Regions from separate parts of the Homo sapiens genome. Here regions 2 and 3 are each linked to region 1. The links are chromatin contacts, found by Hi-C or POLR2A ChIA-PET in ENCODE. All regions are on one chromosome and are shown on one strand. The core of a region is the stretch at or near the end of the contact, and the rest is flanking DNA. Distances in the headings are between cores, read along the strand shown.

Evidence for each region. Hi-C counts contacts between places; a loop is a spot of excess contacts on that map. ChIA-PET counts read pairs that join two places held with the same protein, here RNA polymerase II (POLR2A). Pooled maps may share reads with other maps.
Region 2: a loop to region 1 is called in a map of posterior cingulate gyrus, with 4 times the contacts of the local background. The contact joins two enhancer-like sites. A Hi-C loop is called at or near these places in 1 of 168 maps with a recorded cell type or tissue (posterior cingulate gyrus) and 5 of 50 pooled maps. POLR2A ChIA-PET finds 5 or more read pairs at or near these places in 1 of 52 experiments (HEK293).
Region 3: a loop to region 1 is called in a map of Right ventricle myocardium inferior, with 6 times the contacts of the local background. The contact joins two enhancer-like sites. A Hi-C loop is called at or near these places in 2 of 168 maps with a recorded cell type or tissue (Right ventricle myocardium inferior and dorsolateral prefrontal cortex) and 4 of 50 pooled maps.

What each region holds. Positions count from the first base shown.
Region 1 is chr6:164,150,172-164,154,153 of GRCh38, forward strand. No RefSeq gene overlaps it. Among named protein-coding and RNA genes, the nearest start is that of MEAT6, 670 kb to the right of the region's middle. Within about 2 kb of position 1,827, at least 7 of the 41 ENCODE cell types and tissues checked have a DNase peak (open chromatin) inside an H3K27ac peak, as active enhancers do; they include dorsolateral prefrontal cortex, where a contact is called at or near this core.
Region 2 is chr6:164,925,612-164,929,593 of GRCh38, forward strand. No RefSeq gene overlaps it. Among named protein-coding and RNA genes, the nearest start is that of MEAT6, 110 kb to the left of the region's middle. Within about 2 kb of position 2,125, at least 2 of the 41 ENCODE cell types and tissues checked have a DNase peak (open chromatin) inside an H3K27ac peak, as active enhancers do.
Region 3 is chr6:163,421,345-163,425,326 of GRCh38, forward strand. All of the region lies in intron 1 of QKI (QKI, KH domain containing RNA binding), which reads left to right. Among named protein-coding and RNA genes, the nearest start is that of QKI, 8.6 kb to the left of the region's middle. RefSeq lists a silencer at 1,833-2,077. Within about 2 kb of position 1,772, at least 8 of the 41 ENCODE cell types and tissues checked have a DNase peak (open chromatin) inside an H3K27ac peak, as active enhancers do; they include dorsolateral prefrontal cortex, where a contact is called at or near this core.

The sequences.
Region 1 (3,982 bases), core at 577-3,076:
GTTCAGACTCAGACACAGATGCAAGGGCAGCTGAATGAGGATTACAGGAATCTGGGGAAGGGGAAGGCTTGAAATCCTATTTTTGAATGCGGCAGAGTGCAGAATGGAGAGCTTGTTTTCCTTAAGAAAGTCCTGCTGCGGGATGACAGCAGTGGCAGAGGAGGGCTTGCCACAATCAGCAGCTTCATAGGAACTGGTAAATGGGGAGAGGTCTTAATCTGGGTACTTAGCAGCGTTTGACAATCAGCAGTGTCCGGCTTCCCAGGATAAAGAAGATCTGGTGGCAAAAAGGACTTCGGAAAAGCGCGCCTCCAGTGCTAATCAGCAGTGAGTGCATTTGTTGAACACGCTTTGTGAAATGGAAATGCCTACATGCTTCTTTTGTTAAGACATTTTATAGACCTTTCCCTCTCTTTCCCTTTTGCTTAGGAGTGGGGAAATCAAGAAACCCAGACCTGCACATTTCCAGGCCCTCTTTCTAGGGTGGCAGAGCCTGGCTGGTGGGGTGGCTGTCAGCTGTCTCCGTGGGAAGACCATCCACCCTGTCCACCAGGGTGTGGAGGGCTTTCCAGGCTTCTTTTAACACAGAAGGAAGGAATTGAATACAATTCACATGTAAAGACAGAGATGAACTGGAAAGTTTGAGGTCATCCAATCATCTCACCAGTTTTTTCATTTTATATTTTAGGGAATGTGTAAAAACTGCAGAGATTTCATACAACCATGATATTTTCAATGGCTTTGTGTGAGGTTAAATCCAATTTGTACTAGTTCTACTCACTATTAGCTCCTTTCACCCTTGGGCACCTTCTCTATACACACACCCCAGTTACGAGCCATCCATGCTGGTGTCTGGCCCTTTGCTCTTTGAGGGCAGAGCATGGAGGTGGTCTTGCCACGGCTCGGTATTCCTCCTTGCGGTGGACAGGGAAGGCTGTTTCACTAGAGCAGTCAGATAATATGATCAGGAAAGCACTATGTTGAAAAAGAAGGCTTTGATGGAAGGGAGAGTGGGGGCTGAAAGAGCACTTCCTGCCTGGGGTGCCCAGGCAAGCCCAGGGGCTGTGGACAAAGGGATTGTTTGCTCTCTCTTTACAAGGCAGGATGGCTGCTGGAGCCAAATTGCCCGCCACAGTTTGCAGATGGCTGCCAAAGTCCTGTCCCCTTCTTAATAGGGATATTTGTCTTTGGGAAACACTTGAAGTTCTACTTCTGTGGTTTCTAGGGCATGAGAATTTTCAGTCCTGGAAAAAGAATTTTAAAAAAGTCCTTTTCTTTGCTAGCAAATACAGAGGCTGACCGCCCCCCAGCCTAGGGCTAGCTTTGTTTTTAGCTCAGAGGTTGTCTTTAATCCAAGCCAATGGAACAAAAGCTGATTATCTCACCTTTAAATAGAGGGATTTCAGCAGAAACAGTGAAGCGTTCTGGGGAGGAGAAGTGGGAGGCAGTCAGGATGTCCCTCCACAGTCCCCGGGCACCCTGCCACCAAGGAAGCGCATGAGAAAGAACACACGCGCACACAGAAGCCACCACGGCAGACACTGGACACATTCTTCATAGCTGCTTGTATTTATAGAACAAGGAGACGAATTAAACAGCTATATTAATTCATTTGTTAGAAGAAACTCTGGTTTCTCAACTAACAGTTTATCTGTTTATGCATGCAGAATGTCATGCAGATAGTTAGGTTTGCTAAAGGTAATTTTCCTCCTCTGTCTTCACAATCTGGCGCTAAATGCTGCGGCTGTTTTTCAGGAAGGCGCTGTCCTTGACTGTTTCTGAATCTTTGCAAATCCGAAGCAACGCCTGTCTTCAAAAGAGGAGGCCGACCCTTTCAGCGAAGCAGGGACTGAACTAGCGCAGGTCAAAACCGGTGTGTCTGCTTTGGTTGTGATACAACTTAACACGTTCTTTAACTTCAACCTTGGACCTCATTTTATTATTAAAAACACTAAAAGAAAACTTTCTTTTGTGATATCAGGAAATTCACTTTTTGTGCTTCAGGTTCTCCATCTGTAAAACGGAATAGACAAGCACCTCCTACTTGAAAGATTGATAATATCTATCAAAATTTATTATGATCTCTGAATTATGAAAGATTTCTTGTTAAAGTATATTTTATATACAAACACACACTTGGCTTCCAAGTTATTATTGAAAATATGCAAATTTATCTTGGGCGCATTTTAATAATAAAAATTGATCATCATGTATTGAGAATCATATAATAATCACAGTACTAGCTACTTTAAATACATCATTTTCTTTCATTTATATAGCCCTGCTATATGTAGGTATATAAGCCTCATTTTATAGGTAAGAAAATTAAAATCCTAAAAGTTGATAGACCTATCCACATGCATGTAGTAAGTGGTGGCCCTGAGATTCAAATCCAAAGATTCCAAAGCCTGCCCACTTAATCATGACCGTGTACTCACAGTGAAAAATCCCCTGTACCTCAATGATACCCAGTGTTTGCATGGCTTGCCTCTGTGAGACATAGATAGAGCTCATTAATGGCGGGCACAATTTTTTAGGTCCACAGACTTTATTTCCTGTTAAGATTGCAACGAAAAGCAAAATGCACCCGTAGCTTGGCCCCAGAGCACAATTCCTGCACAGTAATTAAGTGAAACCACAAGGCATGTGGCTCACCCCACCCACAGAAGGATGATGAGTTTTTCTGTTCAAATGATGGTACTAGACCTGTTCTTCAGGAATCTCTGCCTTGGATAATAAAGTCCCTTCTTTTAAAATACCAAACTTTGTGCCAGGAGAAGCTAGATCCCTCTTAAACATGGAAGTGTTGACTTTGAAGCATGGATACTTGGTAAAATGGTTTAAAAACTGATGCAAAAGAGCAATCAGGACTAGCTCAGCAAGTTGAGAGAAAGCCCGTGTTGTGATCATACACGGAAATATCATAATGAGCTCAGCTCTTCTGACAACATGTCACAGTAAATAGAGAGATGCTTTTGTTGGGAATAAACATTTTTTTGGCACTTTCTGCGTTTTCCTGATTCACTGTGTACCATTAAACTTTTTACAATGCTTAGTTTATTTTAGGGACAAGACATTACATTCAAATTACATCTTGAATGAGATTTACTCAGTTCACATCTCATTGAGGGAATATCTCATTATCCAAGCTCTTATTTCTAATGTAGATGAATGAACCACACCTTAATGGCAGGTTAGAAAATGTTAGGTTGATTCTGTTGTCCAGAAATATCCTTGTGTCAAAGTTATTTTTTGATCTTACATATTTCTCATTGCTGGACATTTTTTTGGAGAAGGGCCTGCGAAATATTAATGTGTGTGTATGTACATTTCCCAAAGTAATAAAATTGATAAAGAGTCCCTGCTCAGCCCCAAGCCATAATTTAATATTTCACTGTTGATTACTGACACTATATTTTCAGTGAAACTTGTACTTGTGTCACACTGGGTATAAATGGTGTTTCAAGCTCTGCCAGAAAATCTTGCAAACCCTGACTTGCACCGAATCTCAAACTGGGCTGTCTATAACTCCCCGCCTCCTTGTCTTCCTGCTATTGGCTACATATTTTCAAGGAGAAGTCAAATCTGTATAGAAACAGAAAGCCTTTACTTGCCATTAATTTGAAAGAAAATTATATCACTCGATTTTCTTCCTTCACCTGCAGATAAGCATTTTGCAGCATTTTTTTTAAAGTGCAAAGGGTATCTTCTCAATGGAAGCTCTTGTGCAGTTCTTCCTGGCTTCCCACACAGGAGCAGAGGGTTTTATTTATTATTAGTTTTTAAATTGTCATCTCCTTGTGCTCCTCTCTACTTGAGGTTAGGGTTCACTATTTTCTAAGAGTATAGTGTACCACTAAAGAAAACTGAAAGGAGGTATTTTTTAAAGTGATAAATAGGATTTTCAATCTAAATGAATTAAATGATTTGGGTTTAAAAAGAAAGTCAAACAATTATAACTTAAGACTGATAGTTTCATATT
Region 2 (3,982 bases), core at 875-3,374, 780 kb after region 1:
ACCACACACTCACACATAACACTACACACTCACACATGCCTACACCACACACTCACACATAACACTACACACTCACACATACCTACACCACACACTCACACATAACATCACACACACACGCCTTCACCACACACTCGCACAAACCTCACACACATACACATAACATCACACACACATGCATACACTACACAGTCACACAAAACACACTCACACAAACACCACACATTCACACATGCCTACACCACACACTCATACGTAACATCACACACTCACACATGCCTACACTACACACTCACACATAACATCACACAGTCACACATGCCTATACTACACACACAAAACACCACTACACACTCACACAAAACACCACACTCACACATGCCTAAGTTACACACTCACACAAAACACACAATCATAACATCACACACATGCCTACATCACACACTCACACATAACATCATACACACGTGCTCACACTACACACTCACACAAACACCACACACACAAAACACCACACACTCACACATGCCTATACCACACACTCACATATATAACATCACACACACATGCCTACACTATACACTCACACATAACCACACACTCACACATGCCTACACTACACACTCATACATACCTACACACACTTATACAGACCTACACCACACACACATCATACACACACTCACACCACACACACACACTCACCACACACTCACCTATACCTATACCACACACATACAACACTTCATACTCACACATGCCTACACTACACACTCACACACACACTCACATATACCTGCACCACACATTTACACAGAACATCATACACTCACACATGCATACACACACATATAACACAAGCTCACAACACCACACACACACTCTCACATGCCTACACCACACGTTCACACACAAGATACAGAGAGAAGAGTCTGGCGCCTGCTTCCTGACAAATGGTGCCTCCTTCTATTTGCTGATGAGTTTGAGGAAAACCTCCTTTCAGTTCAGCGTAATACGTTAATGTGGCAGCTTGATGCCATTAAGTACTTCTAGAACATTTTTGACTGTTATACTCAGTTAAAAGTCAATCTAACTATGGGGTCTAAAATTAGACACACGTCTATCTCATCATCTTCAGACACTGTCAATTTCTCATGATTTAACTTACATTGCCTTTTATTCTTTATATCTGCTCTTTTCTGTGTATTTTCTCATGCAAGTATCCCATACACCCTAAAAAGTGGATAAAAAGAAGAATCTTAACAAATGTTAGTATAGAAATGACAGGGTGAATCCATAGTACCATCTAGAGTCTTGGCAGATCATGACAATCTTTCTAATAAGCAAAGCATTCTTTTACTCTCCGAGAAATTTTGAGAGGTTTGAGAAGAAAAATAATGTATTTTCTTCATTTCATCAGTGTAGCTCTAAAGAATTAAATCTATGTATGCTGACAGTCATCACTCCTACAGAATCTTTTCATTTCCCAGAAACGCCTCTACTTTTCAATCATCAGACCACTAAGATATTGCTGAAAGTAATTGGGGTATTACAGGGCCTAGTTTTTACCATGTGAAATTCTATCCTAGACATCAATTTCTGATTATATATCCTGGAGAAAGAATATTTTAAAATGTTACATAAAAAATAATCTTATTAAATATGGGGAAATATTCAACTGGTTGTTTAAGCAAATGAACCTTAAATCAAAAATCGGGTTTGAGTGCAAAGTAAAGTGTGCTAAAGAAAAGCAAAGAAAGAAAGAAATACAAAGTGTGAATGATTTTTTTCATATGCTCCCCCGTTTCTGTTAAAATGCATTTCCTTATTTCGGGCAAGCTGGCTGTCCCTGGCAGTGTATCTGCCTGTTAGGAATATCTCCTTTTTGCAGAGTTGCCTAAAGCTATCAGTGGTCCCTGTTTCCTCTGAATTAATGTCATTGATAAGCGGTAAAAGGGAGAAATGTTGGCAATATATGATTATAGATTAAATGATGCAATTTCAGGGTCAGTTCTACAGAAAGCACTTATAAGACTCTGACAAGTGAAGATGAATGGAAATGAAGGAGTGCATTTTCAACAGAGCCTGGTGCCCGCCGGCTTCCAAGGCTCTGCTGCCATCTGCTGGCCGCGGCGAGGCACGGGCGTGCCCGGCCACACACTTGCTTCTGCTGTCTCTCATTAAGGGAACAGTTCTCATTTTAGGTCGCAGCTTACCTTCGGCATCCATAGACCTGTCAATTAGCCCTCTCCCTGTATTCTGATTCATTTCCAGCAGCAGACGTGCCAAAGACTGGCAGGAACTCAGGGAAATATATCCTGAGCACAGGTGGTATGTTGAATATGCCTTGGTGCTTTATTTGAACTAACCAACTGATACATTTAAACAATATAGGCATGAGACGGAGGGGGAAACTAGGAGACAGAACTGGCGATAAATTTGAGGTAATTATCTAAAATTGTTGCTTTACGATTTGTTTTCTTTGTCCCTATGCTGTCAATAAATGCATACGTTGCATTTTGACACTAACGTAATTTAGTTAAAATCCAGGAATGCGTTCGGCAGCTGCTTTTCCAAGTGTGCACACACAGCTTCTCTCAGGAACCAAGAGTCACTGCCTCCCCTCCTCTCCTTCCCATCTCAAGGGTGCTGGAAATAAATTTGATGCGGTAGGTCTAATTTTATTTTATTTTTTTAAATTGACTCAGTATTTGATTTCTCCCTAGAGACTCACTGCTACCTCTAGGTCGAGATGAGATTTCTGTCGTGCATTAAGCTAATTTGGATTGTGAATGAATACAAGTCCAGGAAGTCGATTCTGAGACCCGATACCCTGCGAGGGGAGTGCAGGATAAGCAGGAGACATTAATTAGCGCTGCCTTAAGCAGTTTTACCGACGCAGGCGGGACTGTGGTGGAGCACTGGAGATGCTGCGAGCCCTGAGCTGCCTTCACAGCCTTGTTGGGTGTGCTGCTGGATCACACTGCATGAGAAATGGAAGCAACCTATCTGTAAAGAGCCTGCAAACCTCAGGACGCTCTGGAAGCCAGTGGAATAATTACAGTGGGATGAGGCTGCAAGTCCCCTTGCTTCCTGAGCTGCATTCATGGCTGTGTGAAGGGGAGAAAGGAATACATTTGAGGTCTTTTCATGGAAGACACAGATATTTTAATGTTGCGATACCATCCAACAGGGTGAGCTGAGAGAACCAACACTAAGAGTTTCACAGATAGAACACCACTATTCCCTGTGTAAAACAGGAGGTAGGCAGGCGTAGGCCTCCCCTGGAAAACAATGTTTTAAGAGCTCATAAATACCTAGACGTCAAATCATCCTCGTTTCTAGTGTTTGTATAGATATTTCCAATAATATATTTAGTGGGCTCACTTTTTTATTTTGTGCATTTATCCTGGTTTATTGTTTATTTTTCCTGAATTATTGGCCAATGAATATTTATATTAGAACAGAAAAAAATATATTCTAAAATTAATGTCATAAAAATAAGTTACATCAGTTAGATGTCCTCTGCATGAGAAAGGGATAAGATGGATTGCTAAATATCCCCTGGGGCTGAGCCAGCAAGACTAGGACTGCACACCCCTCATCATTAGCAAGGACACAAAATCACGGAGGAGACCCAGTTGGCCAGGGCAGACCAGCCAGGCAGTGCTGTGTCGAACGCATGATGAATGTGGTGGATGCATTGAGCTCTCTTCCCAGCTGAGGAGTTAAAGAGAAACATTTAGTAAAAAGGGCCAGGATTTAGTCACAATGCTACCCTCTCCCGATAGAATAATTAAGCAATGAACACAGCTGCACATTTCTGGAATGGACACTGCGAGAAAGGTGTAGTTTTTCCATGTTGTATGGCATTTGTTTTCTTGCAAACAGGCAAGCACGGGCTAGGACTGTTTCTACGCCTGTCTGCACTGTGATATGCACTGTCTTCGCTGCAGAAGAGCACCACAATGCTGCCTTCATA
Region 3 (3,982 bases), core at 522-3,021, 730 kb before region 1:
GGTATCAATTCATAAGCAGAGAAAAACTACCAGTGCTCATCTCAGCTCTTGGAAAATTTTGGCATTTATGGAATTATATAGGTAAACTCCCCACCCCGTTAGTTACCCTTTTAAAAGTCCCCACATATATAGTTCTTGTACTCCATGCAGGGCACAATAGATAGGAATGATTTCTTGTCCCTAAGTGCTGCTTTGGTGTGTTCAGGATAACGACTGTATTTGATTGAGTGATTTTAGTTTAAAAGAAAGCTGAGTATAATCATATGTGGCTGATTGTCATTTAACACAAATAGCTATGTTTTTAAACACAGGTGTGTCTTTTAATTTTAAACAGTGCCATTACTTAGAAAACTGATAAATTGAAGTTTTCACTTAGCTGAAACTAAGCTCTTTTATTTCTTTTTTCTTTTTTTTTTTTCAGTTGGAGTCTCGCTCTGTCACCCAGGCTGGAATGCAGTGGCGTGCTCTCGGCTCACTGCAACCTCTGCCTCCTGGGTTCAAACAGTTCTCCTCCCTCAGCCTCCCGAGTAGCTGGGATTACAGGCGCCCGCCACCACGCCCGGCTAATTTTTGTATTTTTAGTAGAGACGGGGTTTCACCATGTTGGCCAGGCTGATCTTGAACTCTTGACCCCATGATCTGACCGCCTCGGCTCTTGACCCCATGATCTGACCGCCTCGGCCTCCCAAAGTGCTGGGATTACAGGCGTGAGCCACCAAGCTCTAAACTGTTTATTACTGTGCTTTAGCAGTAACAGTGTTTGAAAATCTGTGATGAATTTTTAAAAAATATATTGCAGAAGTGATTTATCTAGAATTCTTACAATTAGCAAGAAAAGGACTGCACTTAATGTTTTCGTCTTCAGTTTCTTGATGCGGAAACTCTAGTTTGAAAATCCGGCAATCCTATCAAGTCTAACAAAATAAATTATGTTCATAAAGTTGCTTCATGTATTAGTCTAATATTTTTGTAGAACTAAATTTTGAGGCTGGGGAAATGAATCGATTGTAAGATTTATATCACATTATTTATTATAAGCAGAATGTGTCATATTCTGCTTAGCAGATAAGCAGATATTGAAGTATCGGAAAGAACATAATTAGTCGGATGTGGTGGTGTGTGCCTGTAGTCCCAGCTACTTGGGACGCTAAGGAGCGAGGATTGCTTGAGCCCAGGAGGTCAAGGCTGCAGTGTTATGATCATGCTACTGCGCTCCACCTTGGGCAACAGTGAGACCCTGTCTTAAAAAATAAAACATCAAAATGCAGTTACATCCATAAAGTGGCTCCACATAATGGTCACAATGTAAGTAAAGGGCATGTGTGTGCAGGCATTTATATCTGTAAGTGAAGACATGCAGTGAATGTGAGCTGGGCTTTGTGAGTACTGGGGCTGGTTAAGTTCCAGCTGAGAAAGGTTGGCCCCGGGATTGAATAAGTAGCTGGCCTTAAGTAAGCACCTCGCTTTTGCTTTAGTGCAGGAGAGGTCATTGTAGAGACTGGGCCTGATCTCCTGGTCAGTAGCAAATCATTGGGGAGCCCTTGGTTTTTAAGCTGATTTTATAGTTTGAAATATATAGGAAAAAACAAACAAAAAATAATACATTTTAAGAGTAGAATTAGGGAAATGCATAGTAAGAAAACAAACATGCAATTTTAAAATTTGAAACCGAGCCTGGTGAGGTGGCTCATGCCTGTAATCCCAGCACTTTGGGAGGCCGAGGCAGGTGGATCACGAGGTCAAGATTTCGAGACTAGCCTGGCCAATATGGTGAAACCCTGTCTCTGCTAAAAATTAGCCGGGCATGGTAGAGTGTGCCTACAGTGCCAGCTACTTGGGAGGCTGAAGCAGAAGAATCGCTTGAACCTGGTAGGCGGCGGTTGCAGGGAGAGGAGATTGCGCCACTGCACTCCAGCCTGGGTGACAGAGCGAGATTCCATCTCAAAAACAAATAAAATTTGGAACCTTTTTTGTAAACTCTTCAATGTCATAGTTTTACAGGGTCTCAAACTTACTTTGCAGATTATATCAGAGAATTGTGTTTTAGAGCTGCAGGGGACCTGAGAGTTGGGAGTATATGTTCATTTCATAGGTGCAAAGACAAGTGGGCAGCAGAGCTAGAGCAAGACACTCACTTCTGCCCTCTGTTCCATTTTGTGGCGTGCCTCTCCACAAGGGGAACTGGAGGGAAAAACCTGGAATATTTCCATATGCTAAAAATCTGCTGCTGTTGCCTCAAGTTGTGAAGGTAAAGAAGACAAACCAAATGATTTTTTGCTAATTCTGTGATATGCTGGTTTTGAACAAATGATGGTCAGATTCTTAGAACTAGAATTTATTTTTAACGATAACTTTCTAATTAAGAGGCTAAAAGTGAGAAAGCCATTTTTAGAGGATTTCAGCTCATTCACTTCTTTGTAAGCAAAGGCTAGAGCCTCAGTTTTTTGAATAATGTAAAAATTGTTGCTGCTATTATTTTTACTACTCAAGAGGAAACATTTTTGGCTGGGTGATTTAATAGAGAAGTATGCTATTGCTAAGTGATTCAAGTTAGGAATGTATACTTGTATCAGTTTTAGATCAGCCTGGGGTAAACAGCCCAATGATATATCAGGTAGATAACTGAAGAGTGACACCCAGGAGGTGGATGGTTATGAATTGAATGGAAACGGTGCTGCACCAGATAGCCACCAGGTAGCTACTATATCGTATTCCTGATGCCAGCATCTGGGGGATGATTGCTCATTTCAAATAATTCAAACAAATTAAATGTAAGCCACAGTTCTTTGCTATGTTACAGCAATTATATCCCTTTGATACAGTTGTTACATGGCAGGTGAATACATTTTTTTAAGAAAAAAAAATTTCAAACTGGGATCAAAAAAATTACCCTGAAACCGCATCTAATTGTCTATTGTCGCTGATTCCACCGTGGTTGCAGTGATGCCATTATCATGAGAGTATTCAAGTTTTAACTCTGTATGTGTGTGCCTGCACATGCGTGAGCCAGCATAAAGATGAAATGAATTTATGTTTTTGTGCATATGCTAATGAGACCCTGTGATGAAGTGGTAAGCATTCTTGTACTATAGACCTGGGATCTAATCATGACTCCGCAATTAACTGGTTTGGTGATCTTGGGTGAGATAACTAATGTCTCTGAACCTCAAGCTTCTTCATCTGTGAATGAAATTATCAACTGCCCTGCCAACCTCAAATCCAAATACTCTGAAGTTGATGGGTATTCAGAAGAGCCTCTCATACTATAAAGTAGCAGCATCACTGCTTGGTTTTTAATTTTTTTTTTTTTTTTAATTTTGTGTGAGTCTTTCTCTGTTGCCAAAGCACTGGATCTTGGCTCACTGCAACCTCTGTCTCCCAGGTTCAAGTGATTCTCCTGCCTCAGCCTCCCGAGTAGCTGGGATTACAGGCGTGCACCTCCACACCCGGCTAATTGCTGTATTTTAGTAGAGACAGGGTTTCACCATGTTAGCCAGGCTGGTCTCCAACTCCTGACCTCAGGTAATATGCCTGCCTCAGCCTCCCAAAGTTCTGGGATTACAGGTGTTAGCCACTGCCCCCGGCCTGCGTCATCTGCTTTCTATCAACATTTTAAAATCGCTTATGATAGGATAAACAATTAAATAAGCAAAACAGCTTTTAGAGAATGAGAAAAGAAAAAGAAAGATGATGTATCCATGTAGGTTCAGCTAGTTTTTATGTGCATGAGAGTCACTACTAACATTCTGGTAGTTTAGAGGATGTCACTTTGAGCTGAACTATCTAGTTATGTTTATTTGAGAAGTGGAACCTGAGTTGATATTAACAGCTGGTATGATTTAATGAGGTGAATGGGAAGGTGGAGGATGTTCCAGGAGAAGGGAAGGTGCAGCATTGCCAGCACCATGGTGATGGGCAAGGCTTAGGAAATAGGTACGGATTTAGTTAGTTGGAATGGCAAATGCATAGATAGAAGTAGTGG